Linked DNA regions of Mus musculus: all the other regions are linked to region 5. Evidence: chromatin loops called from intact Hi-C (ENCODE). Cell type or tissue: heart. All regions are shown on one strand.

Evidence for each region. A loop is a pair of places that touch in the nucleus more often than their neighbours do. Peaks named below come from ENCODE experiments on the same cell type or tissue, not always from the same donor. Only the 100,000 strongest peaks of a DNase experiment are listed, where the experiment ranks them.
Region 1: it touches region 5 in a loop (1.9-fold over the local background); 3 of 42 quality-filtered maps call a loop at or near these places.
Region 2: a loop joins it to region 5, with 6 times the contacts of the local background. A loop is called at or near these places in 20 of 42 quality-filtered maps.
Region 3: it touches region 5 in a loop (8-fold over the local background); 20 of 42 quality-filtered maps call a loop at or near these places.
Region 4: a loop joins it to region 5, with 3 times the contacts of the local background. A loop is called at or near these places in 7 of 42 quality-filtered maps.
Region 6: a loop joins it to region 5, with 2.7 times the contacts of the local background. A loop is called at or near these places in 9 of 42 quality-filtered maps.
Region 7: a loop joins it to region 5, with 3 times the contacts of the local background. A loop is called at or near these places in 6 of 42 quality-filtered maps.

What each region holds. Positions count from the first base shown.
Region 1 is chr12:99,266,970-99,270,969 of GRCm38, forward strand. All of the region lies in intron 4 of Foxn3 (forkhead box N3), which reads right to left. Among named protein-coding and RNA genes, the nearest start is that of Gm46371, 62 kb to the right of the region's middle. In heart, a CTCF peak has its summit at 1,576 (motif pointing left); DNase peaks (open chromatin) are centred at 1,082 and 2,592; H3K27ac peaks cover 863 bases.
Region 2 is chr12:99,560,999-99,564,998 of GRCm38, forward strand. It overlaps Gm26839 (predicted gene, 26839), which reads left to right and starts at 2,843. Exons shown (of 4, transcript NR_136760.1): 1 at 2,843-2,958. It also overlaps a transcript of Foxn3 not described here. In heart, a CTCF peak has its summit at 1,527; DNase peaks (open chromatin) are centred at 443, 1,463 and 2,673; H3K4me3 peaks cover 3,724 bases; H3K27ac peaks cover 3,685 bases.
Region 3 is chr12:99,094,590-99,098,589 of GRCm38, forward strand. No RefSeq gene overlaps it. Among named protein-coding and RNA genes, the nearest start is that of 4930474N09Rik, 66 kb to the right of the region's middle. In heart, a CTCF peak has its summit at 2,500 (motif pointing right); DNase peaks (open chromatin) are centred at 2,512, 2,792 and 3,122; H3K27ac peaks cover 549 bases.
Region 4 is chr12:99,339,026-99,343,025 of GRCm38, forward strand. Foxn3 (forkhead box N3) reads right to left here. Exons shown (of 6, transcript NM_183186.2): 3 at 2,397-2,509. It overlaps 3300002A11Rik (RIKEN cDNA 3300002A11 gene), which reads left to right and starts at 2,006. Exons shown (of 3, transcript NR_166805.1): 1 at 2,006-2,200. RefSeq lists an enhancer at 1-2,246. In heart, a CTCF peak has its summit at 1,602 (motif pointing left); a DNase peak (open chromatin) is centred at 2,066; H3K27ac peaks cover 591 bases.
Region 5 is chr12:99,391,544-99,395,543 of GRCm38, forward strand. The region is part of intron 1 of Foxn3 (forkhead box N3); the gene reads right to left. Gm51999 reads left to right here and starts at 623. Exons shown (of 1, transcript XM_030247043.1): 1 at 623-2,101. The coding sequence starts at 836. The coding sequence ends at 2,086. In heart, a CTCF peak has its summit at 2,305; DNase peaks (open chromatin) are centred at 608, 1,188, 1,498, 2,188 and 1 weaker place; H3K4me3 peaks cover 2,482 bases; H3K27ac peaks cover 3,546 bases.
Region 6 is chr12:99,837,086-99,841,085 of GRCm38, forward strand. The region is part of intron 5 of Efcab11 (EF-hand calcium binding domain 11); the gene reads right to left. Among named protein-coding and RNA genes, the nearest start is that of Efcab11, 44 kb to the right of the region's middle. In heart, a CTCF peak has its summit at 1,861 (motif pointing left); no DNase peak of the experiment used is centred here.
Region 7 is chr12:99,213,856-99,217,855 of GRCm38, forward strand. All of the region lies in intron 4 of Foxn3 (forkhead box N3), which reads right to left. Among named protein-coding and RNA genes, the nearest start is that of 4930474N09Rik, 53 kb to the left of the region's middle. In heart, a CTCF peak has its summit at 1,782; DNase peaks (open chromatin) are centred at 446 and 2,796; H3K4me3 peaks cover 702 bases; H3K27ac peaks cover 3,387 bases.

The sequences.
Region 1 (4,000 bases), 120 kb before region 5:
TGTGAGAGCTCACGTGCACACAGTGTCATATAATTTCACAGTTAAGCTGGATGGTTAGCGTCACCAGCTCTGTCCCATTATTCATCCTATCCCTCTTTCTACAGCACTGCTTGGTCACACAAACCTGGCAGGACTCAGAATTCAGCAAGCACACTCCCCACTGAGCATTCTAATCCAGATGTCTGGGTGAAGTGGGGATGAGGGGACATGGACAGGCAGGCTGAGAAGAGCTGGGCACCCGGGTGACACTGCAGTGGCCACTCATGTCTGGCTGCAGCTGCTCCGGAACAAGGCAGGGCCATGCTGCCACGTGCCTCCCGGTTGTTGAAAGAAGCCAGCAATCCAGTATCTGAAATTTCCTGAATTCAAAATCAATACGTCCAATCAACAAAACTCTCCTGTGTTCCAGTGTGCAGGGTGGGCCCATCTCCCCTGGAAACCACCGACTTGTGCTCTCCCCGAAGCCCTCAGGATCCCTGGTTACTTCTGCTTCCGGTACTGGATGGCCCACTTCTGTAATCCCGGCATTGGGGGCAGGTAGAGGTGGCAGGGTAGGAGTAGGGGGATCAGGAGTTCAAGGACAGTGTGAGGCCAAACTGGGCTATGTAAAACTGTTTCAATAAACAACCAACCAAACAACCAAACAAACCCCCAAGCCAAAGCCCAACCTAAAGAATATCAAACGCCAGCATCTGAGTACATAGTCCATCGGGTTCCCTCTCACCTTTTTAGAGCCAGAGTCCCCAAAGCCACCTTTGCTGATCACACCCTGGTGCCCACAATCCGAACACAGCCCTCTGCAGACCAGTTCCCACTAATGAGCACTTAAGAGGCACTTAGCTGAGATGGCAGGAGAGGGAAGTGCTTTATTGACACTCGGGACTGATGGAAAAGCTTTGTCCCCCGCCCCGCCCCCTATGTGGATTTCCAACTCCAGCTCAGATTCTTAGAGGCCAAGTTCCCGAAGGCCAGAGACTGCTCTGCGACACTCACCCCGCTGGCATCCAGATGACTATGTGACTCCACACTCCACATCCTTGAGCTTCTCTCAAGAAGTTCTCACGTCGACACCCTTTCCTCAATAGCCACAGAGGAATCCACGCCACGACATTTTGTGTTCAGTCTCACACATGTGGTGTTTCTCCTGGTGGCTGAGTTTCTGTCTATGCAGATGTAAGCTGGACACAGGAAAACCAAGGCCTTGTGTTCCCAGCTGGCCCGGGCTGCCTTTAACAACGAGTCCTGTTCATCCATTCACTCCACGTTGAACAGAGTAATAGATCCCAAGGATGGTGAAAATTTAAGTAGAAAAGGACTTCTGACAAAAGCCTATTCCCTCAGACAGAGGCGGGCTGGAGTCTTTTCGTGTGTGCCTACACACGTATGGGATGACAGTCTGTGTGTGTGCAGGCCTGAGGTCAATCTTAGGAACTTGCCTCAATTACTCTCTGATGTTTTTTTTTGTTTTTTGGTGGAGGCAGGATCTCTCCCTGAACCTGGAGCTTATTGACGAAACTGCACTGGCTGACCAATGAGCTCCCAGGATCCTCCTGTGTCTCCTCCCCCTAGTGTTCAGATCATAGGCAGACACTGCTGTTCCTGGCTTCTTTAAAATGTGGGATACTGAGTATCCAAACTCGGGACTTCACGCTTGCAACATTTTACCAAATAAGTCATCTTGCCAACCATGTCCCCTCTCCAGGATGGTCTTAAGAAAGGGTCCCACCCAACACTCCCTTCCTGGTATGGCCCATGGTAGGTCCAATCAACTGCATACATCTGATGGTCTGCTAAAGATTAGGGTTCAGGCTAAACGTATAGTCCTTCTTTCTGGACACTTTCTGGACAGAGTTCTCGGTGGAAGATTACAAACAGGATTCTAAGTGAATCGTTAAAATCTGGAGGAGTCCCTTTAGCTCAGAAGTCAGCCATCTTTGATTTTCAAGGCATACGGCAGGCATACTCACCATCTCCTTATTGTCGAGAGTAGGGGCTTTGGGGAGAGCAAAGACAGACTTGACACTATGCAGTAATTACTCTACCCTTTAGAGCAGTCTCAAGTGGTTCATTAAAAGAAAAAACGTCCCAAGACACCTAAGGAAGAAACCAGTTCTTCCGAGTCCCAACGGTCTAGAGGGCATGGTGAGATGGGTGTGACCACCCACAAGGCACGCACGCGAGCAGTACTTAATGAAACTACTTTCTCCAGTGGCCTTCCATGAGCTGGGAGGCAGCCGGTCCTTCCTGCACACTGCACTGCCTCTTTACGGGCACCCGCTGTCATTTTCAATGGGGAAATAGAGCGTTTCTCATGGAACAATTGGCATAAAAGGGGCTCTCACATAATGCCCTTCAATCTCCCACAAACGAAAATCAATTGGCCAGTGAGATTGTGTCATCAGAGATCAAAGGGGTGAGTTAGACCTAAACAGGCAGGTGGACCTGATGGGCAGATGGAGGAACGGGGAAAAGCAAGGGCCGGAATCACAGGCTTCTTAGAATCACAGGCTTCTCTGATGACCTCACGGTCTTGTCGCTTTCCACAAGGCCAGGACAAACAGGCTGCTTGTAGATCTATTTTGGTCACACAGCTGCAAACATATGATTGATGAAGATGTTTGGCGCCTGGCCCTCAGGAGCAGTGAACAGCAAGCGACGGCTGCACCAGCCATTAAGAAGCAGAACATCTGGCTGTTTGAACATTCTTCCTCATTCCCACCATGAGAGGCAGCCACTCTAGCCCTGGTCCTTGGGACTCTTTCCTAAGCCACAGGTTTCTCTTTTTACATTCCTTCATCTGGGAGAATGGAAGCAATCTGTGTTCGTGTCTCTGGCTCCCACCAGCCTCATCGTACTTCATCAGTCTCGTGCACAGCTCTCTTCTTGGTAGAGTTTAGCTTTATTGATTTCTATTTCTGACCTGCTTGATGCTCACTCATTCATTATTCAGTGAAGATCTGGCCACGAGACCATGGTTTGATATCCTGCCAACAGGAGCCTGGGCAGGTGGGGACCCGTGAGTCTACCCTTCAAAGAGTCAGACCCCAGATAAAGCTGCGTATTTCCTCTCCTCGAGCTGTTCATTTATACATCGGACCTTCCGAAGAGCAGATTATTTCTGCTTGAGTAGCAACTTAGCTCAGTAGGAACAAACAGACTCAAGTGGCTTTGACGGCAAAGGTTTGATCCCGGTAAAAAAACAAGTTTATTTTTGAGAAAGAAGCAGCTTGGTGGCCACCTATCATGTAATGGCCTTCAGTCCCTGGAGGGAAGGCAGGTCGGGGTGGCCTCCATCAGCCACTGTTACCACCAGACCCATCCATTGCTAGGGGATGAGCCCTGAGTGCCCACGATGGAGATTCCAGGGGGCATTGCCAGCATGATGCATGAAGATGTAGGGAATGAATGTTCTCTTTTTCAGGATACAAAAGTAAAGAAGACTGTATCTAAACCCTAAGAAGAATCTCATATAGCACAAGAAACGACTTTTAGAAATTTTCAACTGAAGCACATTGCTGAAAAGAATATGAACTCTCCTTCAGAGCAATCTTTTAAAAACAGAACTTCCTACTTATCAAACTGTGGATAATCTGATGCTCCTGGAAGACACTAGACTAGAACATTCCTAAGTCCCCGCTGGGCTTCCCTTCCAGGTGAACCTTCGTTAAGTACTCTGAAATCGACGGCTAGCTTTGGGTTGAGGTCCTGCTCTCCACTAACACCCACACTACAAGGCAAGGTGTCTGGAAGCCTGCAAGCTCTCTTCTGGGCTCCATCTCTTCAGAACACACCTGTGGAAAGAGCAACGTATGTGCAATTGCCCCCCAACCTCAGACACTGTACCCTACAGTACAGGGGAGCAGTCACACTTGTCTTTCTAAATTTGAAAAGTGAAGGAGCTGATCATGAAGGATGAAACCAAAACTGTTCTCCCACGCACCATAAAAAGTGATAACATCTCTAAACATGCACACAGCACGCATGCACAACTGGGGCTTAA
Region 2 (4,000 bases), 170 kb after region 5:
CCACCTGGAACCGGCTTGCAAGCCCGGAAACACTTCATAACGCCTTTGCCAAATGACCCTGCCTCCGCTGGCTGCATTCTGGTCTCTAAGTCTGTAAAAAAGGACTTTTGTTCTAACAGGAGAGACACACCTCTAGAAGCAGACACATAGTTCTACAATTAATGGCTCAAATGTACTCTTTGCAGCCTTCCTCTTGCTTAACTCAGAGGATCCAAAATGCTAAGTAAGCATGAACGCTCACACTGGCTTTCAGGCTCTTCCCTGAACTATTTTCAATAAAAATACAGTTATGAAATCCAGAGGGCTCTGTTTTTTGGTTGTTGTTGTAAAATGACCTTGGTTTGACAGGCATGGTCTCAGGTTTCAACAGATGTTGTGGGAAAGCTAACAGAAGCCAGCAAGTTCTCCAAGCATCTGTGATGACATGCAGGGCTTTTTTTTTCCCCCCTAAGTGGTGGTCATGGTAGTGAATGCATGTGTGGTGGGGGTGGGGTGGGGTTACACTTCTCAGTTTCTATGACAACCATGTCTCCATTCCTGGGTTACTAGATACCATCTACTTCCTGTGTCTAAATATTTAAACCAATCAGAAAAGTGTTTATACGGTTAACAACTTCTGGGACCCAGCTTCTTTAATGAGGCACTTTAAGGCTCAAATGAAGATGTCCAGAGAGGCTGCAGGCTGTCTTATAGAGATCCCGCTTCATCCCCTATCTCTAATTCTGCCTTCTGTGGTAAAAGACCCCCCCACCCCCGCCCCTTCTTGGATGTGAATTGTATTCTGCTCAAAGCAGACGCCACAATTTCTTGCAATAGTCTGCAAGCTGATCGGGATTGCTTGCCTTTCATTGTCTGTTTTCCCTTCCACTGTCTAAAGACTTAGATTTAGCGCGAGAAACATACTAATTCACAAGGCACTTAAATTATCAAAGTAATGATACAGTTAAGCTTCCATCTGTTGGTGTAGCTATTTAAATGCTCAGATGAAAAAAAAATTAGGAAAAATTAATTCCAAGTTGAGCAACTTTGCATCCTACAACTTATGGAGAGAAATCACTGTGAAGCCCCACATCTATCAGTGCGAGCTAGAAGCTGACATCTGCAGAGAAATTTGTCACCAAAATGGCCTACTTTATCTGGATAGAAACAACAACACAAAATTAAAGATAAAGACACCCAGAGCGAGCCAGATGCACCCAGATCAAAAGAGAAACCAGGCAGGAACCCATGTACAAGCCGGCAGATCTGAAATTAAGACGAGGTTTTAAAAGACGGTTTCGGGTGACTGTTTTCCTAAGTCCCCATCAGACTGACCAATCAGTGTGAGAGTTAGAGCGGGCTCCAGACATTCGTGCAGTCTTCAGGGCTCTCTGCACCCTCAGAGCTGCTCCCCCTGGCTAAGGCAGAGCTGGAGATCAATGGAAAAAACAGGGAACAAAAGGGAAATACTGATGTCTTCCTCAGCTCCGAGAGCCATCCCCATTTTCCTCAATGAGCCGGTAGCACCCAGCCTACAACAGCGCCACGGGGAGCTTCCACCAGCCCGGTCCAGTCCTTTCCGGGCTGGCAGTTTCGCCTTCGCAATCCTGTGTCCCAACGCTAGCATAACCTGGTGACGGAAGGCTCCCGGAGCCCAACCAATTGAAACTAATAAATTAAATAAATTAATAACCCCCACGATTAAAAGCTCCCAAGAAAGACCGCGTTCCCCTTTCCCAAATGTCATTCCCAGACTATAAACAAAGCATGAAAAATAGTCTCCCGGGCTAGGAATCTGGTTTTTTTTTTTTTTTTTTTTTTTTTTTTTTTTTTTTTTTCTCCTCAATGCAACGTTTTTCTCCAAAAACAGAAACACTCCTGCTTCCTTCAATGGACATTCTGGTTTGTCCATGTCACGCCGGGATATGAAGCTCCGGTATTTGAAAAAGAGGTTTAAACTGCCCATAGACACTCTGTTTATAATTGATAGCAAAACAGTTACGACAGCGATGCTGTAACTCTGCCCCAGCCAAACTCCACATTTAACACGTTAGTTCCTTGAAAATACAAGTCATGCCTGAGGACCCTCCAGAGCCGCCTCCCTCCGAAGTCATTAACGGAATTACATCAATTATTCGGTAATTTTTATAAATATCCATTGTCTGCTAATTTTTTAAATTAAAATGTAAACCCAGCTATCTACAAATTCCAGAAAAAAACTTTTCTTTCTTTTCTTTCTTTCTTTTTTAAATGAACTTACTTTTGAGACAAAAACTAATGAAAATAACCAACTCGCCATCCCTGGATCTTTCCCATTCTGGGCTGCATGCTATAAATCAATCCAAAACTAGGAGCACAGATGGGGGCGGACACCTTAAGATAAAAAGCCAAGGGTGCCCCCCAAAATGGGCAGCCTGGGCAGCGAGGCTCGGGGTGACAATGCTAACCCGGGCAGAGGCTCGCTAGGCAGCCAGAGAGCCGCATTTTCCTTACCTTCGATCGCCTGCCCCCCAGCTGCTTCTCGCGGCCGCATTGGGGGGCTGCGGCGGCGCTGGACTCGCGGGGGGCCCCGCCGCCGGCTCGCGCCGTCTCCCAGCCGAGCTGCACCGACCGCGGCCGGAACACCCGGCTCCAGCGCCCGGCGCCTGCCCGGGGTCGGCGGCTCGGCTCCCACCCGGGCCCGGAGTCCTGCTGGGTCCTAGCGCTCGCCGTCCGGGCCGCGGCCCGCTCTGCAGCCTGCACGTACTGAGGGGCAGCCGGGGAGGGGGAGCCCTGGGAAAGCACGAGCGGGAAAGCCGAGCCGCCGTGGGTGCGGAGAAAGCAGAGCTCAGTGCCAAAGCCTGGGTGTGCAAAGAAAGGCGCTGGCTCCAGCCGAATTCCCAGAAGGCAGATGCTAGAATCTGCAGCCCCGGCGGAAAGCACAAGCGTGGCCGGGAGGGTTGCTCCGTGCACCTGTGGTATAGAGTGCGCTCACAGAAGGTAAGAGACATCGCGGGATCCTCAGAGATTTCAGAATATCGGGGAGAAAAAAAGTGGACAATTTGTGCGCTTGAAACCAGTTTCCCCCCAATTTGTCCCCGTTAGAAGTTTTTTGGTTTTTTTTTTTTCCATTTTGCTTTCTCTAGCTTTATAATTTGTGTTTTAAATAACAAAGCCCCATATGGCTCACCACGTAGTCATCTGATTTTCAAAAGACCTCTAAAATTACATCAAAATATGCACCCATGTATCTCCTAAGAAATCAACTAGAGAGAATTAATGGTGGCATATGGTGTGCCTCGTAGAGAAAACTTAATTACAAATTAAAACAAATGCGAAAATTCCCAAATCCCATAAACCAAAAGTAAATTATGATCCTGGATTGATTCACAAATCAGCTCGTGCGCCATTAGAAGGACTGTAAAAATTCTACGTTTCTTTCTGAACAAGTGTGTTACCTTGCAAGAGTTCACTAAACCAATGGCTCCCAGCCCCTCCCCCATCCCACCCATACTCAACCCCACCTCCACCCCATCTTCCACCCTCCTGGCTCTCTACTGTGGCCTAACTGGAATCTCGCAGGTTCTCCTTTAAGAAGACAATTCCATTAGCCCCTAATTCATGATAACAGTGCTTTAGTTGGGGAAACCTGTTTGAAAGGCTTGGCAACTGAAAAGTATTCTTTCAGGGATTCCTACAGTCTAAGTTAGAAGGTCACAGTTCAGCCAGACTGCTAATAGCAACAACCGCCTGTGCTGTGGTTTACACCAAAAAGAAAACTAAAACCGTGGCTTCTGACTTCTATTTTGAGAGCAGGAAATGTCCCTTTGAGAAGTGCTGTGGCCTCTCCCTTCCAGCGATAGAAGATTTTTAAAACATTATAAACTGAGTGTCACAGGTGACTCTTTTCACGCCTAGTGTTGTAATGTGGTAGTCTTCGCCCATCTTCAAAGTACTTCACCAGTGATCTTTACCACACCTCCAAAGGAGACAGTGGAGGGTCAGGAAAGGACTGGTCCAAAGCCACCCAGCTGGTGACCAG
Region 3 (4,000 bases), 300 kb before region 5:
AGAATTCTGGGCACACATTTCTGGTTGTCTTGGAAATGCAAACCTGAGATCCCTAGGAAATAAAGCTGTGGTCCCATGGCACCCCTCTGCCCCTCTGCTTCAATCAGTCTGGCCTTCTCTCTCCTCTCTCTTGCTGGACCACATCCACCAACTCTAGCTTTTTCAGTAGGGTGGGCAAATGGTGAAAGCAAACTTTAATTTCTGAAAGTTTCTTCCACTCATCCCTCCCTCAAACCCACCCCAAATTATTAATTTATCAAGTATCCGTTCTGTGCTAGGAAGTGTGCGAGAGCTTTAGATGGTCCTTAAGACACGGTGACAAATAACGTTCCGGGCCTCTCTTGAGCCTTCCAGGCTAGCAGAGAATAGCTGATGTGCAAATCATTTTACAGATACTTGGTTCCGATGGTGATAGGTGCCTTAAGGACAGCCTAAGGTGCTCTGTGAGTTCCCTAAAGATGCTACCATCCAAGCAGAGAGAGGATGTCAGCCAAACAGAAAGGGAAAGAGAAATTCAGGAAAGAAGGGCCTGGAGCAGAAGTATTTTCTCTGAAGAGCTATTGCAGCTATACAAGACAAGGGGAATGGGAGTGGGGAGAGAAACCAAGGGTGCTCTGTGAGGATTTGGGAGAAGAGGGGGGAGTCTATAGAGAGAGGAGCATGTGATGCTAGGGTCCTGTGTTCAAAAAGGTCATGCCATTGACTGATGCTTGGAGAGGGGACTCCAGAGCACAGGTAGCCTGGAGGGATAAAGCCGATGGGGGCACTGTCAAGAGGCTAGGACAGCAAATTGTGGGGGCTCATGCTCAGAATTCCAGCACTTGGGCAGGAACACTGCCATGGGTTTGAAGTTTGCCTGCCTTACATAATGAATTCCAAGGCAGCCTGGCTACACATAGTGAGACCCTGTCTCAGCCCCTGACTACTGCAGGGGCCAGTGCTATACGCCTCTACCTCCAGGAAGAGGTGACCCTGGCTAAGACTTAAATGGAAGCAATGACAGAGAAGAAAAGGACAAAGGTTCTGGGTGCATCTTGTAGGGCAACACACTGAGATCCAAGTACTTTGTGGCCACCTGTGGGTGTCCTCCGGATATGGTACACAGTCTTAGAGACGAGCCAGCCCTTCAATACCTACCCTAGGACCTTTGGCTGTATGAAAGTCTACAGGGTCGGGGGTTGGTGAGCACTCTACCCTGGAGCCACCTCTTCCTCTTCCTTGTCTTGTGTTTATGATGTGCAGGCAATGACCTTGTTCTCCGGTGAGATCTTCTGGATTGAGTAACTCACAAGGGCGCAAACTTGGAAGCTTTTTGGACAGTCCCACCCTTTCTCCACATGCTCAGAGCACTTGCTAGCTCTCTGGGCATGCAGACACATTCGGTTAATACCTCTGTGGAGTCGTAACTCTGTATCCTAGGAGTGGGGAAACTCAAACAATATTCTCACCGCCATTTGTTTTTCTCCCACATCAGCCTTCTGATCGGGCAGTGATGGGGCACTTTAGAGTAAGGACGGGAATGGTGGCAATTAGTTCTCTAGACTCCAGACAATTTAGGAATCAATTTAATCCCACTAATAACACCCCTGGTGGATACTATGGCATACTATGTATACAAAGCACGCTCGCTCTTACTTCCTTACCTAGTCTCTATGTATACCAGCATTCATATGTTCTATGCTCACAGCAGACATTATTAATCAATCACGATACTTCTCAAACTGATCCTTCAGGAACACTCTCTACACTTCAGACTTCATGCGCAGGACACGAAATGCATTTGCCAGCCCACCTCGACTTCCATCAAGTGAGCCAACCTAGGAAGAGTGTCTAAGTAAGTCTTTGGTTGAGGACTAAGCTTTCTGGTAGGCAACCTTCCTCTTTACCCCAGAAGGTGGTTTTCTGGTTTTCTTAGTGTCTGCATGGCTCCTGGTAACCTCCTCAGGCCTCAGTGTTCCTGCCTTAGATTCTGGCAACAGATTCTCTGTGTTTTCTTGGGCTCTCTCCCGTCTCCTTCTGGTGACAGAAGAAGACAGGGAGAGACAGAAGTTCAAGATGATCAGGATCCAAGAAACATGCTGTTCAATTCAGTTTCTCCTTCCAGGATTTTTTTTTTTCTGTTAAGGAGTCATCATCCCAGGGTGTCTGGTACCCAAGAGAGCCGATGGCACAACTTAAAAACTGTAGCAAAACAAAGGGACTTGAACTCCGGTGTCAGTTCACAGCCACTGGGCTTCTGCACTGTCCGCCACTAGGCAAAGATTCTCCTTGCCTTCCGTAAGCGTGAGGTGTTTCAACGACTTGATTTAGATTTCATGCGGAAGTAACTTTAAGGAAGGACTCAAGAAGAGCAGGCCTGGGTGAGAGTGGGGTGGAGGACAAGATTTAGGGATGGTTTCTAGTCCCTGCCCTAGGCCTCAAGACTGGGGCTGCCCCAGTCTGTTGGAGGAGACAAGCTCTCGGTACTCAATTTATAATGCTTTGATTCGCGTGTACACTAGGGGGCGCAAGCAGGCTTGTTTTCCAGAATGGCCCTAACAAATCCTCAGCGATTCTAAGGAATGGGGTAGAGGAGGGATGTCAGGAGCCACACTGTCTCTGAAAAGTGCTGAGAGTAAACGGATGTTTGAGGATGGGGTCTAAGAAGGAGGGTAATATCCTCACTAATTGCTCGAAGCGGTTTTCTATATTTGTCCACACCCCACACCCCCCATCAGCCTTGGAACTCTGAGCTGGGGCTAAAAGGGCAAGTTATGTGAGGGCCTGGGTTGCTCCCGGACTAAGCTGGCAACTAGGCTGGCAGGCTGGCAGCCTCGAGGTGAGTCAACACATGGAAGCTGGTGGCCCAGAGCGGCTCTTTCAAGCTGGCTGAGACTGAACCTCTACAGTAAGGCCAGTGTTTCACCCAGTCCTGAGTCAGCCAGCCAGGAGACTCGGGTCTATGGAAAAAGGCCCTACATACCTTTGCTCTGGAAAGAAGGGCTGTGCGTTTGGCCCCCAAATGCAAGAGCTCTTTTACCAAACGGACCTGTGCACCACTGACCTACTTTTTCCGTAGAGTAGACGGAAGCCAGCCCAGGAGTACACGGCCTTCTTCCCACCCGTTTCCTCCAATGCCTTCAACAGTGGCCTTGTTGTCCCAGGCTAGGGAACTACGGGTGTGGACCGTACTTTCCTGGCCTACCGAAGGGAAATGAGCGGAGGAAATCCGCACAAGGTTTTTTTTTTTTTTTCTGCCAAATATTTCTTCCCCTAGGAAGACAGTACATTCAAGCTACTGAGTGGAGACTGGAGTTAGGCCAGCCATAAACTATCCTAATGAAGACTAATAGGGAACTACAATTACTGTTGACTTCAGAATGCAAACACGAACTTTAGACAGCGATCCCTATCAGCCGGGGCGGTCGGGCACAGGCGGGGCGCACTGTTTTTGCGGTTGCTTAGCAATGGAAAATGAACTGTTCCTGCCTCTTATCACTGGAGGTGGAGGTAGGACAATGAGCGTTATTGGACTGAATAGGTATAAAATTAGTTTATTCTTTCTCGCTTGGAGAAGGCAATTGGCAGCAAAGAGAATGTCTTGGATGAGGGGCCCTGCAGAAGTTGGGGGAGGAGGGTGGCCTCTTTTCTATCTCAGCTGATCCCAACCAGCCTTGTGTTTCCCTCCAGATAAAGTTTGATTTTTGACTGTGAGTGACCCTCCAGAATTATCATTAGAGAAAACATATACAAATGTAAATCACAGACCAGGTTGGAAATGAGAGTTGGGGGAATGAAATCTTAGTAACAAGAAGGTTAAGGGTAACCCCCAAATCCACAGGTCGAGATACATAACTGAATGCAATGTTAAATATAGACATCTTAGGGTCTCTATGCTTGGTACTGTATTAGATCAGATGTAATGATTTTTAGGTAAAAGAACGTATTGTGGAAAATCAAAACTGGCACCTCCAAAATCCACAGTGAAGATGGTCGCCTGGCCGGAAGGTCTTGTGGCTAC
Region 4 (4,000 bases), 53 kb before region 5:
GCCAGATCAGGTTAACTCAGCATTTTGGTATCTGTTTATGGCTGGCTGTTCCACTTCCGGCCTCCTGGAATTACATCACCAAGTGGCCTGGTACAGAGAAATTCTTCACCAGTTTCGGTGTGAGCTCTCACACCATAGGCTGGCTTCTCAAGCAAACCCTTTCCAAGGCATGGAGAGAGCACCGTGCTCTCTGGATTCAAATCATGAAGATGTGGGCTGGAATCGCCTCACTAGTGATCTGATGGACTTGACATCTAAGCACCTTGATATGGAAGGAGCTGGTTAACTGCAAGGGACAGAACTGGATCTGAAGTGGTCATCTGGAAATCATTTACTGTAAAAGCCCTAGTTCATCTGCATTTTCATGCCCGTGCTAAGACTCTAGAGAAGTCATTAGGTTACAGCCAGCTCACAATACCTCTGGCCTGTGTGTATTCTACTTGCTACCCCCAGAGTTCTATTATAATCCTTCAAATTATTAAATAATTGCAGTGTTTCCCTGGGGGTCACATTTGGCAACAAGGCACTGGCCTAAATGAACCAATGACACGACCCAGTGAATAACACTTACATTTTTAACTTGCTAGAAGCAAACGGGTGTGACATACTTCTAAGGGAGAAACTAGAGAAACTAGTGGGGTGGGCTTGGAAACTGAATATCGACAGTATTGCAATAATTAGTGCCAGGCTCCCCACCAACCCCATAAAAAAGCAACTCTCTAACCCCAATCCCAGCTTCTATTTCAGGAATGGCTACCATCACAAGAAGAGAGGCAGGCATATGGCTCTCCCCTTCTGGACATTCCTACAATGTAGGCTAGGCTGCTCTGGAAAATCCCATCTCTTCCTCCTACAGCTATATGACCTCGAGTTGTCATTTCAAATAAAGTATGCTTCCACTGATTTTTATGAACACAGACAAAAGCAGCTACAACCTTCCTTCCCCCAGCCCCCCAAAAATACCCTTGCGAACCAACTGTAGTTGCTATGTAGGGTTATTTGTTTCTAAGGCAACAGCTTATGTCTAAGTACTAATGGCCTGTCCTTTTGCCAGGCAACAAACAGCCTTGTGATGCAAGTGCACCTGTCTCAGCTACGCGTTACTATGGAGACACTCCAGTTACTATGGCTACCATCACGCTAATCGCCTAGCAAAGGCAGACATACAGCAGTCTTCTCATAGAGCCCAGCTGCTTCTCCCGTCTCTTGCCGGAGACTGATTGTCTAGGGTCTGTGATGGAACGCACAAGAACTTCATTAATGCCACGTTGGAAGGCTCACTCTGTGTGCCCTCCTGCAGAATAAACATCAGAACAGAAAAATCTGCAAGTGGACTGTAAAATTCCCCAGCCTTCTGACACCGGGCCATTCCCAATTAACATAAATGTCTACTCCACTGGCAGTTTCTCTTAACCAGTTAACAAAGGAAATGCTGCTACATGCCTTCTAGAACTTCTTGGTAGGGGACTGGAAAGATGGTTTAGTGATCTAAGAGCACCGGCTGCTCCTCCAGAGGATCCAGGTTCAATTCCTAGCACTGACACAGTGGCTCAAATCGCCTGTAATTCCAGTTCCAGGGGATGCAATGCCCTCTTCTGGCCTCCACAGTCACCAAGCATTCAAATGCTACACAGACATAAATGAAAGTGAAACAGCTGTACACTTAAATAAAGTAATTTTCAAACTTTCTTAGTGGGCCTGATGACAAGCACCGTGAAGAGCTAAGACTCCATCCACAGGTTGAAATCCGGCTCTTTGTTCTGTAAGGCCCTTTCTTCTAACTTAGCACTGACATGCTTTTTAAACTGTGACAATCTACCTAACACCCCTCCCATTGTATATTTGTAAAAATGCACTCATGACCTCAGTCTCATGACAGCCAGACACGTGAGGAGGGAAAGTGGCCATGGTTCTCAAGACAAACACTTAGTAACCACAACAAACCCATCACTCAGGAGCCTGTCGACATGGAAACCGGATGACAACAACCGAGCCTGCCTTCTTTCCACATCTCTAGAGGCAGGCCATGGGAAGGTGGAATCACCTGTGTGCCTCACCGCTCTTATTCCAACAAAGCGTGACCCGCAGAGATAGAAAAGCTGTCCACTTTCCTCTGTAACCGATTCTACCCAGGAAGACGCTATTTACCTACCAGGAGCCCTTCCGGAGCCACACCCGCTCAGTCGGAGCTACAGAAGCGGTAAGCTTCCCAGGAAATGCATAGCCAATGGATGTGCCTCCTCATCAGACTTAATTCTTTTTCCCATTAGTCTGTAGTTATTTTTAAAACATTCATACGGCCTACTAAATTAGTTTTAGAGACTGTCTCTGCTAAAATAACAAAATTCCAGGAGACTTTAAGAAAACAAAAACCCCCGATAGTGCGAGTCACTTACCTTTGATAAGCCTGAGGAGTAGGAGGTGGGTGGTAAGGTGTCTTTTTCAGAGCCTGAATTAGATTTTGTCTATACTCTGGGTCGATGCACCACAATGACCCTTTCCCAATACTCTGCAAAGAAAAATTAAAATGAAAACATATTAATACAGTACAGAGAATTTTGTGGTAGGCAAATACAGGGCTATATTGTAGTTATTCTCCAAAGTTTCCTGTTCATTTGCTAATGATTTCTCAGGCTGACAACAGGACACCATTAAATGCTCTCTGCTCCTCTTTGCCCCGAGTAGATGAGGTCAGATGAACATGTAGCTACCAGATTATGTTGATGCAATAACATGACTGTCAAATCTGAACTACCCCCAACCCAAAATCCCTTATTTCTCAGTATGAATCTGGAGGAATATTCAGACTCGTCCAGAAGTCTCTAACTTGGCTGACGTTCATGGGCGCTGAGAAGACCTTTCGAAGCTCCATCTCTGCTCTAAAAACCCCAGCTGTTTTAAACCACATTATCTTGGCACGATCTTACAAAAATGGAAACGTAATCCACTCATTGTTTTTGGTATCCCGTCCCCCTTGCTCACAAAAGAACATTTATGCTTGGAATGGAATTTATAATTACCTTCCCCTCAGAAACAAAAGACCTGGCAACAATAGCAAACCTAAGCCAGAATTCAAAGTATTTTTTATTTTTATGGGGGGGGGGTGTCCTTCAGTTCACAGCAATCTGCTCTTGTCTCTAGGAATCTTTAGAAGAGGTCACACTTTAAAAGTGTAAATTGGCTAAAACTGTTCCCTGGGGGGAAGGGGGCAGCTTTCCCTGAAGGCCACTTTTGGGCTGGCTGGAGGCAATTGGTCTGAGATCAGCTTTAACAGTGGGTGGGGGTGGGGAACAGCTGCTCTCGCCTGCCCTGCTTTCAACTGGGTCAGTGTACCCAAACCATTTGAGAAGGTCAACAGTAAATATTTACGGATTTGGAACGAAAAGAAGCTAAATGACCTAGTCCCACCCCACCCATGCTTCCTTTGTAATTTCCCTCACTCTCCTCTACAAAGCCTGGTGGTGTCTTCCAACATTGAGAAAAGCAAACATGAAAACCTTTAAACTAACACAGAGAGGCAGCAAATTACAAGGAGATCACATGGAAGGACCACTAAATCTAAGCCATTCCAAAAAAAAAAAATCTTTGAAGAATTTTCCTAGTCTGCATTTCAGTTATCACGTCACCAAGTAGTGTTCTTACAAGCCTTGTGTGTTCACAGCACTCGTAAATAGTTCTCAAGCCTGTGTAACAGCAGCAGGACACCTAGAATGAACCATTCCCAGTGTTCTGGGGTCAGGGCAGTCCTACAAAGTCATTCATGGTCAAAGGCCATACCCAGAACCATGCCGGTCACCTGGTCCCTGGTCCCAGAGCATCTATGCTGAAGATATATCTGTAGGGTTTAATGATCTGGGCAGTCAAAGATCTCAAAGTCATTTATTTCCTTTCCTGTACATGTTTTTAAGTCTGGCATAGTTTGCAGGGTTTGACCAGACTTTCCAAGTAAAGCAGGTTCTACACCCTCTATCTCTTCCTGTGGAGTATGATGCATGGTGTA
Region 5 (4,000 bases):
CAACAGCATGTGACGACTCCTTACTACCCCTGTCCTATATTACCACAAAACAAACAATTCCCAGAAACCACAGCTGAGTTTTCCATTATATCTTAACTACAAAATTTTCCAAATCGCCTTTCCCTTCTTATTTTAGAGAGGCGGAGGGGTAGTGTGCGTCTGTGGTCAAGCAAACATTTTTTAATCTGCTGCTAATAATGTTGCTTCGAACAGTGACCCAACAGTGACCGCCTTAAGTTATTGGTTACGTCTCACACACCCTCCTTTTGTTTTCATTCTTTTTATGACTTCCTGTGTTTTATCTTCCTTTCTTTCTTCCAACGAAGAAAATGGAGTAAAAACGCTTACTTTTTTGGCTAATAGCAGAAATTCTCCAAATACCTGACAACGCCATTACGGCCCAGGTCTGAACAGATGTTGGTGGTGAACTTTTTAAAAAGTTGAGAAATCTTTCTCAACCAAAGCTGGGCAGTCGCGAGTTTGGGGGACCGGGAACCTCCCCCTCCTTGCGCGCGCACGCACGCACGCGCTCCACTCCCTTTTACTGTACTTGTCAAAAACATTTCAAGGGGACCAACGAGGGCAGCGATTGGCTGGGCCCTGCGTCAATCGGCGGCGTTGCCAGGCAACGGGAAAACTGCTCTTCTCCCCGTACACAGGGCAATTGGGAGCACACATACCTTCACTGCTGGTCAGATGTCATAAACCTTTTATTGGCCGCAGCGTGGCGAGACTAAAACAAATCAATACGCGCCCACCGTCCCTCCCAGCTCACGCGAGGCCCAGAAAGGCTTGCAAAGAGTCAGGGTGCGGAAGAGGCCCCGAGAGTCTCGGGATGCTCGCGGCCCGTGCTGAGCGTGCTCGGCTAGGGAGGGGATCTTTGTTAGGCGCCCGTTCGCGGTCCTGGGGTCTGGAGTTGATCGGCACCCTCTGCCAGACTCGAATTGCTGAGGATGCCTGTTCCGCAGACAATACCAACTCTGTCGCTCTCCGAGTCGGAGGGGAAACCGAGGCACGAGAAGCAGCCAGCACGTCGGGGCAGGAAACTCCTGGGCGGGCAACTTCCCGGCTCAGGACTGGGGTCCCCCCACCCCGGGTCCAGCTTGGCCCGCGCCCCGCATTGCGAGCCCCGTCCCCGTGCCGCTGCGACGGCTCTGGAATGCGGACCCCAGCCTGGGTGGTGCGGGCGGGCGCGGGCACCGACTCACCTGGCCGAGCGCGGCGCCGGGCCGCCGCTGCCTTCAGCGCAGCCGACAAAGTTTCGCTGGCGCCCAGCGGGCATCGCTCGGGGTCCCGCAGTGGACGCTCGAGCCCTGGGCGGGCGGCGGGGGGCGGCCGCGGATGCGGGCGACAGGGGTGCGGGAAGCGGCGCGGCATGGGCCCCGAGCGAGCGTCCGCGGGCGCCGCGTCCTCCCGCCGGCCCCGCCGCTCTCCACGCCCCGTCCCGCCTCCCGCTCGCCTCCGCTGCGGCGCGTCGGGGCCGGGGCGCGCCGAGCGGCGAGAAATTGTTTCCACTGCAAACAAAAAAAGGCGACACATGACCAGGCAGGAGGAGGGGAAGCGCGGGGAGGGAGGGGCGGAGAGAGCCGGAGAGACGGAAAACGTGGGCTGGGCGACCCCGAGCTGCGGCGCGGGTCCGCAGGGAGGCCCTTTGGCCAGGCTGGGTTCCCGGGCTCCCGTGCGGCACCCAGGGACCCAGGGGAGCCGGGCAGGTGGCGCGTGGCCGGCCCTCTCCCCTGCTTCAGGCCACACGGGCGGTGCTGCGCAGCTGGCAACGTGTCGCCGCAGCGCTTTTACCCCGGCCGCCTGCCTTACAAGGCTCGAAAGTAAAAATAAAAAGAATTACGACGCGAGCGAGGCTTCTGAGGGTGAAGAGAGAAGACTCCACTTCTCTCCAACTACTACTGCAGCACTCCCGAGGCGGGTCCAGTCCTCCTCCACCATGTACCTCTTGCCGGGGACGAAAAAACTGATCCCCAGCCTAGGTTGCCTTGGCTTCGGAGGGCAGGAGGATGGCCGCAACCACCAAGGGAGAGGTGAACCCCAAACGCAACGTCAGTGGGTTCTCCCCAGTAGGCTGGGCTAAGGGCCCCCATCTGGAAGGAAAACAAATCTCCGTCCTTTACCATTTTGAGCTTCATCAACTAAAACGATAATCTGCAGCCTCCCACCCCGCGCCCCCCAATGGCGCAGCCACTTCACCCAGTCTCCAGACACCTCCAGAGAATGGCCACCCACTGCTCAAGGCTCACCAGCCGGCTGCCTTTGGTGAGGATGAAAGCAGAGTCCAATAGGACACCCTGCTGGTGACATAAATAAAAATAGGATTGTGCACCACTCCCAGGTAGCTAGGCGAGCAGGTCCTACAAAGAGAAGCCCAAAGCCATCCTCCCACGCCCACCAGAAAAGTGGACAGCTATCTGTGAACTGGGCTGAAAAACCCAGCTGGACAGGAACTTTTATCATAGCCAGACAGGGAGAGAGAGAACAGTGAGAGAAATACCACGTGCTTCTGAGAAGTTTGTTTCAAAAAGAAAAAAAAAAAAAAAAAAAAAAAGAAAGAAAGAAAGAAAGAAAGAAAACTCCAAACCAATCTGAGACTCAATCCCCCACTTAACAAAACTTCAAGATTAGGTAGGTGGCAGGCAATCTTCAGCAATTCAGACTCACAGAGACTTCACTCCTTGCCAAGCAGCCAGAAGACCTGAAGAAGCCCAAGGTAGCCTGAGGTCATCCAGCGACACCTATGTTATTGAGCACATCTTGTGACTAAGCGCGGAAGGTACCCGGTGGCAGGCACATTAGATCATCTCTGGAGTCGCACACCAGTGATTCTAAGGCCCACTACTGGTAACCCAAACCAGGACAAGAGAAGATCAGCCACCTGTGGCTCAGCTAGGGCAGGTCCCCCTCCTACAACAGCGTGTCACTTGACAATCTTTAATCCTCACCAAAGGTCAAAACTGACTTTAGAGAATGTACTCTCCCTGCTCCGCCTTGAGCTGCCAGCCCGCCCAACCCCTCTCACACTTCCTAGGCATCTCTCTACTTAAAGTAGGCCCAGCACATTATTTCCTCCCCAGTCCTTCTTCCTAGGTTCTCAAAGCAGGTTGATTAGGCCTGAACTATGTATGTCATTCTTAAAACTCCCTTCCTGGTCTACAGAGTGAGTTCCAGGACAGCCAGGACTATGCAGAGAAACCCTGTCTCGGAAACAACAACAACAAAAACTCGCCTCCTAGGGTGTGAGCTGGCCATGCCAAATAAACAAAAACTGAACACACAGGACAAGTTTAGGCTCTAAGAAGCCATCGAGAGAGGAAGGAGCACAGTGAGTGGGGAAGCTGCCTTTAATGGGCTGGTCTTATCTTTCCTTTCCCTCTGAGGGCATTCGCAAGCTGAATGAGTAGCTTGTCTGGAGAAGCCTATGAGAAACATCTGGAAAGCCAACCCTAAGTCCCAATACCCTTAGGTGGGGGTCCTAGCTGTACACATCAAAGGAGCCCCCCACCCGGGGGCTGATTGTGCTGACAACCTCTACCTCAGGCAGGAGACGGAAAAGGGGCAGCAAACAGATTTATTGAGTATGACTTGATTTCTTATTTTTCCCTTTTCCGTTCGAGATATGCTAAGAGATGTCAGGCAGGTGTTGTCCCAAAGAGAGAAAGGAAGGCTGATAAGGAAGGTGCAAGGTCCACAGGTCTGCCTGCCTGGTGATCTAAAATGGACCCCAGCAGACCTTTGCTGTAAGCCAGAGTGAGCTTGGTGTGCCCTCCTCCAACAGTGATTCAACAGATCCCTGGCTCTGGGACAGGCAGCCTTGACATTAGCATCCAGGGGCCAAATTCCTGTAGGAATGGCCTCATGCTCAAGTTCCTGCTGTGTTTTCCAAATATACCCTAATATCTTGGGTGCCAAGAAATCTCAAGCAGGCCAAATAATTTAAACTATTGTTTTAAATAGCTATTTGACAGCAGAATCCTATCTCAGACCCAGAACT
Region 6 (4,000 bases), 450 kb after region 5:
TACTGAGGCGGAACAAGGTACAGTTGTTTTTATTTACATGGAAAATGGCTCACTGTGTCAAAGTCAGGGAGGAAAATAACACAGTATCGTGGAATTGGAAGTCAGTTGATCCCAGTTAGGATCCGACCTACGTGACCTTGGGTAGACACAAGCGTTAGTTCAGGCTCCATTTTCTGAGCTGTGCAAAGGGATGTTGTAGATGATTCCTGAGCATCTCCATTATTCAAGTCCAAGGCACTGTAAAGGCCAAATCTCAAAGACCTGATCATGGCAAAGCCGTTAGCTGTGCTAGTTCTTAAAGAGGGTACACTTGGCTCTGGTGTTTTTAACTTCTCTATTAGCAAACGCTTCACCATCAGGTGTTTCACGGTTATCATTGGACAGAAACCTTCTGAGCCAAAACACAGAAAATGTACTAAAACTCTCAGTTCAACTAAATGACAGATACTCCTATAACCTACGTTTATAAATTTATAATACATTTAAATCTAGGCAACAGGACCATTTATTAATTTCGACATGGTGGGAGGATCTTGCAGCTTCTGTAAGATTTTTTTCTGGGGAGTGGTCACTGAGGTTGACCTCAAGGCCTGACACATGCCAGCAAGCAATCTACCACCGAGCTACATCCTCACCCAGCATCCGGCTTCTTTAAACCCACAGACTCTGATGTGTTCAGGCTCTCCTAGAGTACATCTTTGTAAGCCCAAGACCCAGCACGGCCTGATAAAATTTTGTAGAATAACTCAGTACCTAAACAAACTCTTGGTACCACCTTTTTGTCCCTTGTAGCAAATGGGCACTTCCTTTTCCACCCTTAAACAGCTTCATATAGACATACAGAAGCCATCCCTGTGGGTGACAGGAAAATGTCTGGAACCAAGATAAAACAACGGTAGTATCTTTTGGGTAAATCTAACAGTTTTATGGAACTTTTTGACCTTAAAAAATCACTTTGGGGGTGTAGAGCATAAGGGGTCCCTAGAAATGAGGAAGGTCTCCTGTCCCTTGCTAAGTCTTCAGGGTTTTTGCTACCGGTACCAAAGGAACTAAGTCTGTGCACACAGCCACGGAAGCATTAAGGTGGACAAAAGCAAAGGTGCACCTGGCCTTATGTTCCTGACCTCAGGGAATGTTTGTGCCGCCACTGGGGAAGGCAGGCTGTAAAGAAGCTGAGGAGCTGGCAGGCGGTTATGAACTGTGCAGGATCTGCCTGTGCGACGTGCTAGCGCTCTATGCGGCCTCATCAGAGCTGTAAGCAAGGGCTTCGGGGGTTAAAGAAACAAACCTCACCCCAGCAAAGCAATGTGCCGGCTGTCGCAGCAATACATCCATAGAAAAGCAAACTCCTAATAGCCATAGGCCATCAGCATCTGTAAATCTAACTCTGGCACATAAACATGACCAGGACCACCACTCCACTTCTCCAGCATCCATTACCAGCCGCACCCGTCTCCTCCAGATGAGCTGGCTCAAAAGGCTATTGCAGGATGGAGTTAGATGTCACACAACCCTGCAATTTCCAATAGATGGGCATTAACGTGGGCCAATCATCTCGATACGGGAATTTACTATAAATGCATTCTGCTTGCCATCTGAGAGATTTGATCCATTTCTTAACCCTAGAAAGTACATGATTTGGGCACACACTTTATGCTAAAAATTCAAAACCCAGTAAAAATAACATTTATTAAGAAAGGCTTCAGGTTTAACTTCTCCATTCAGTCAGGCGTGTGTGTGTGTGTGTGTGTGTGTGGTGTGTGTGTGTGTGTGTGTGTGTGCGCGCGCGCGCGCGCGCGCGCGCGCATACAAATGTATTAAATCAGAGTTCTTAGCACCACCAACTGGACAAAGAGATCTACTACACATATGCTAGGCACTCAATTTGTTTTATTCCTTGAGAACAGATCATAAATGTTTATTTCACATTTAATTTATAATAAAGTAATTTATTTCATTCATCAAATAAAATTAAAAATGCCTCTTTTGTCCGCCAAATTAATGTTCACTCACACTGGTTCCTTCAGATAAGGAGGCAGATTCTGGTTAGCTTAAGTCTACCTACTGGAGCTAATTTGATTTATTCTACTATAAACACAGACTCTAAAGCAAAGACTGAGAACTGCAATAAAAACTAGAAACTTGAAAAAGGGCAAATTCAATGGACTGCATACCATTCAAGTCGTTGGTGTCCATAGCAGACATCAGTTTGGGTGGAAGTAAAATGACTGAGGATATAATTTACATTTAAATATTTTTTGAATGTGTAAAAGATTCTTGATTTCACATGTTATTATTGACCTTGCCTTCCTAGTTAAGGGCACATGCCTGGCAATGTGCTCTAAACACGGAGGGTTTGGGAGAGCCCTGAGGGTGAAGATATGACTGCAAATAAACCTATGAAACTGCCCTCCCCAAACAAGTAAATTAAGAGATTTGTGGGAACTTGCTGCCATGGAAAGTACATCTAGTCACTTGTGGTCATGACAAACATACCCTGAAGAATGAATAACAGCAGCAGTATGAAAAATCTAGTCTCTGAAGACCTCTCTACTAGACTATGTACAGGCAGACAGACAGGCAGGCAGAAGAGGCTGCAATGTATAGTCAGCCTCTACATAAAAATCACAATTGCAAGCCCGATAAAGAAGACAAATGGGAGCTGGCACAATGGCTCAGTGGGTAAGAGCACTTGCTTGGGCAAGCATAGGATCTGAGTTTGAATACCCAACACCAACGTAAAAAAGCTGGGCATGGCTGCACCTGCCTATAAACACAGCAAATGGAGGTGCGGAAAAGTGGATCCCGGCAGCTGCCAGATGGACAGACTAGCCAAAACAGAGACCTTCTGGTCAGGGAGAGAACCTTTCTAATGAGAATAGGGTAGAGATCAATAAAGCAAGATATCTGATACCCTCTTCTGTGTATATACCTACACACTCACATTCATGCACCTCATACATCTCACACACACACACACACACACACACATTCACATACCCACATGTCACTTACATTCATGCACCCCACACATCACATGCACATTCATGCTCCTCACACAACACACACACATAATCATGCACCCACACATTACATACTCACGTTCATGCACCTTACACACAACACACACACAATCATGCACCCACACATCACACACACATTCATGCACCTCACACACAACACACACACAATCATGCACCCACACATCACATACTCACGTCCATGCACTTTACATACAACACACACACACATCATGCACCCATATATCACACACATTCATGCACTCACACATCACACACTCACATTCATGCACTCACACATCACACACTCACATTCATGCACCCACACATCACACACTCACATTCATGCACCCACACATCACACACACACATCATGTACCCACACATCACAAACACACACACACACACACACACACACATCATGTACCCACACATTACACATTCACATTCATGCACCCATACATCACACACAAACACACACACATTAATGGGCCCACACAAACATACACATGACATCCCCTAACACACAATCAAAGGAAATAAATGAATAAGACAATTAGTAATAGGGAAATATAAAACCAAAGCTGCTCTCTCCAACTTAACAGATGACTTTGGCACATAAACTCTGAACAAGTAAACTTCCTCTTTGTCTTCTTGCTCATATCATTTCTTCATTCACTTACATGCTCACTAGCTGCCTTCTCCAGCGAGACGGGATACATTCAAGGAGGGAGCCTGTTCGAGCTGCTTCCTCTGCCTTCCCTCTTCCTCAATGAGTGCTGGTGTGTCCTCTCCAAGACAGGGCTTCTATCTGAAGGTGTGAGTGGGCCATAAGGATCTTAAGTAAGATATTTAAGAAAAGCATTGTGCTAACCTTCTCTATGGCTCCACAGGTACCAGCCATGCATGTGCCGAATGGACATGTATGTAGGCAAAATAACCATATACATACAATTTTAAAAAATAATTAAAAAATTTAA
Region 7 (4,000 bases), 180 kb before region 5:
ACACCTTGTAGGGTTGTTCTGAGGATTACATAAGGAAGGCTATGAAAACTGCTTAGCCTAGGGGCTGGTGATGTGTGCTTTAATGTCAACTCTGCTCCCATTATCCTTCAAGCAGCCCACATCACCTCTCCAGAAACTCCAGTGAATTATCTCTAAGGCACACGGTTTAATGGGGGAAATTCAATTCTTTCCAGTCTACTATGCCTTTGGTAGCTAGCCCTAACCCTACATACACATCTTCCCAATTAATGTGCTGTATTCATTTCAAAGCAACCTGGCAGCAGTAGCAGATGTGTGCCTGAGATTTGAAACTGCCTGGGAACGTTTACGTAAGGTGGCTCACCCTCTGAACCCAGCCCTCCTTCTCAGGGGAGCTGCTGAGTCTGGCCTCCAGTCCCTGCCATTTCTTGGTTTTCCTCACTGGCAGCACACTCCAGACTGAGATGGTGAGCATGCATGTGCCCGCTCACTGGCTGCCAAGAGCCAGCTGTGACACTTAAGTGTGCCTCCATCTCTTCTCCTTTCTGTCCCCACCCGCAAGTGTCAGGAATGAGGTCTCTGGAAACTGGCACAGCCAGTTCACAATGGCTCTGTGGAAAAAGGCATTGAGAGCCGTCTCCTTTTCCACTGAACACTAGGCAGGAATATGAGCCCAGTCGCCTGCCCTTAGCCTAAAATTAGCATCTTTCTTTCCCTTCTGTACTGGCTGGTTTTGTGTGTCAACTTGACACAAGCTAGAGTCATCAGAGAGGAAGGAGCCTCAGTTGAGGAAATGCCTCCATGAGATCCAGCTGTAAGGCATTGTCTTAATTAATGATCAATGGGGGAGGCCCAAGCCCATGGTAGGTGGCGCCATCCTTGGGCTGTTGGTCCTGGAGCTCTATAAGAAAGCAGGCTGAGCAAGCCACATGAAGCAAGCCAGTAAGCAGCACCCCTCTATGGCCCCTGCATCAGCTCCTGCCTCCAGGTTCTAGCCCAGCTTGAGTTTCTACCTGACTTCCTCCAATGATGGACTATGACCTGGACAAATAAACCCCTTCTTCCCAACTTGCTTTTTGTTTGTGGTGTTTCATTACAGCAATGGAAACCCTGACTAAGACCCCTTCTCTCACTATGCACCTCCTGAAAAAAAAAAATCAATACATTCAAAGACCAACACAACCCATCACCTCACGTTCTGAGATGGAGTTAGGAGGCAGCTCAGTCAAATACTAAAGAAAATACACATTTGAAGGCAACTTCTAACTCTGTGTGCTCAGTAGAAGAGGTCTAAGCATCCCTTTCTGGTCGACAGCATTCCCATCTTTTCTCCCAGCAACCCGGGAGAAGAGAACGGTTGCTGGAGCCACTGCACAGGCTTCAGCACCAGACTCCCCAGCACTTACTGGTTTTCTTAAATGTCTCCAAGGCCTTCTCAAATCAGCTAGACTGTGACACTCACACCTGGCCAGGGAGAAGCAGCATGGATCAGTGCATACTCGATGGCCATTGAGCTAGGGATTGCTTGTCCCTGCCCCCCTAGCACCAGAATTACAGGCATGTATTCCCTAACCCCAAACCCCACGTCTGGGACTCAGGTGCTCACACAAGTACTACTGACGGAGCCACTTTCCAGGGTCTAAAGCTCATTTCTGTTCTGAAAGGTCCGAGGCATAAAACAAACATTCCTGCACACTGTGCTGGCCATCAGCACTTCACCTGCCTCGCTCTTTGATATGCATCTCCCTTAGTCTTTGCAAGGTCTAAAATTAACCTCAGCAGGGAGCTTGCAGCTCTGCCATTGGAGGGCAGCCCTGGCTAACACTATGAGAGGCCATAAGTAGAGCAGCAGGCCATTCCTGCCATCATTCCTCCCCTGAAGGCACCCTTTCCACCTGCTTGCTTGGAAGCAGGCTGGGGAAGGGCTGTCACGGCAGGCAGGGCAGGCAGGGCACAACCTGTTTCCTGTGGTCTTTCTTCTGTGGAGCCCTATATAAAGGACATATACCCCGGTTCCAGACAGCATTCCCCACCCCTCTTGGTCCATTCTGCTGTTTTGTTTATTATTGAGAGTTCCGTCTCTGGGAAAATTCCAACCAAGGATTATATAAGCCTTTGGAGATGGCTTATGGTGACCTAGTTTCTCCACAGGGGTTAAAGATGATTCATAAGGATTGTCAAGGGAGCTACTAGGCAGGTGATTCAGGAGATGCGAGCAGCTGAGATCCGTCTACACCACCACGTTTTAGGGAGAGACTGGAGTAGGTGGATAGATTTTGATTTCAGAAGGTAAGATGAGTAGACAGCCATGCTCTTGGCTGTTCTGGAAGTGGCATTTTGCGCGCGATGGCCCTTCTTGCAGAATGTATCCCACACACTGAGTGACACCAGGGGCACGAACTGTTAGAAGCCAAGGCTTTAATTAACTGTGCCTCTCTGCAAATTGCAGTAGACAACTGAAACAAGAGGGGGTGACCCTCGGGACTGCAGTCCGACCCCTGCAGGGGGCACAGGGCTCCTGGGTTCTCACTAGCGTCTCAGGCAGACTCTTTTCTAAAACTCACTGAGCATTAGAGACAGTGTGCTGGCCCTGGCTTAGACTTTCGGATGCCAAACAGGGAAGAAATCTAAGGGGCTGCCACTTGGTGACCTGAAGTGCAGTGGCTACAAAGCACAATGACAAAGCGGGGTGGGGGGAGCCCTTTCTAGCAACCAAGCTAGCCTGTTAATTGCCAGGACTGAACAGTGCCAGGAGAGGAGGTGGGTAGCTTGCCACTCAGAGGGGCAGCTCAGGGGTGAAGCAGGAAGCTATAAATAGCAAGGCGCGAGGAGGCTCTATAAACAGAGCCTGGTCACAGCACCCAGCCCCAGGGAAGAGAGCAGCAGAAAACATATGGGGTTCTCAGAAGCCAGGCTGGCCAGCTCCTGACCATGGGAAAAGGTCTGTGTGAACCCACAGAGAGAGGGACACACAACCACGAGCTTCACTATGCACGCTGCCAGTTCTCCATCATGGAGGCTGGCTGTTGCCTTTATACATTTACTGAGGATTCATACCTAGGCCTGGGGCAACAGTAGCAGGGTGGGAGACAGCATCGTCATCATTCTGGCTCTGTATGATTTCTCCCTTTAGGGATCGAGGCACTGCCTCCAATCTCAAGGCAATAGACCAGCAACGTTGCCAGGCAGTAGTGGTACGCATCTTCAATCCCAGCACTTGGGAGGCCGAGGAAGGCTGACCTCTGAGTTTGAGGCCAGCCTGGGCTATAGAGCAAGCTCCAGGACAGCTACATAGGGAAACCCAGTCTTGCAAAACCACTCCCAACCCCAACCGGGCAATGTAGAGGAAAATAAAGCTATAGTTGGAATGGGCTAAAAAGACCTGTGGATATACTTCCCTCTGGTTGTGTCCACTAGGAGATGATGGATTTGACATGATCCCTAACTATGGCACGGTTCCAATCTTTAGGGGCTCTGCAGCCTGCCACTGACTGTGCTTACACTTGACCTCCAGATGGGAAGGCAGATATGAAGCCAGTGTCCACGCTCTTCTTGTTCTCAGTCCCCACTGCTGTTCCTGTCTCTGAGTGTGTCCTCTGGTGACCTTCATGGGCATCCCAGTGGTGCCTGCCAGGACCCTGGAGAGCCTTCTTGGCCTGGGCCCTCGAGAAGGGTGTGGCTACACTTTCACAGAATGTTGGTAAAAGCTTTCTTTTTAAAAAGCCCACTAAAATGATCCTACAGAGCTGGGTAATAGAGCTCCGTCAGAGTCCTGGTTTCCATCCCTAGCGCACATATGCACATAAGGTAAGGTGGTGCTTGCCAGAGAAATGGCGGCAGGAGGAGAAGTAGTTCAAGGTCATCCCTGGCTACACAGCAAGTTTGGGGGCCAGCCAGGATGACGTGGAACCCCACCCTAGAAAGAATGGAAAAAGAATCCACACCTTTAACACATGAGCGCTTTTAAAACTCAGTGCGGCACTTGGACGTAAATAGGACTGTGGATATTGCAGAAAGAGAA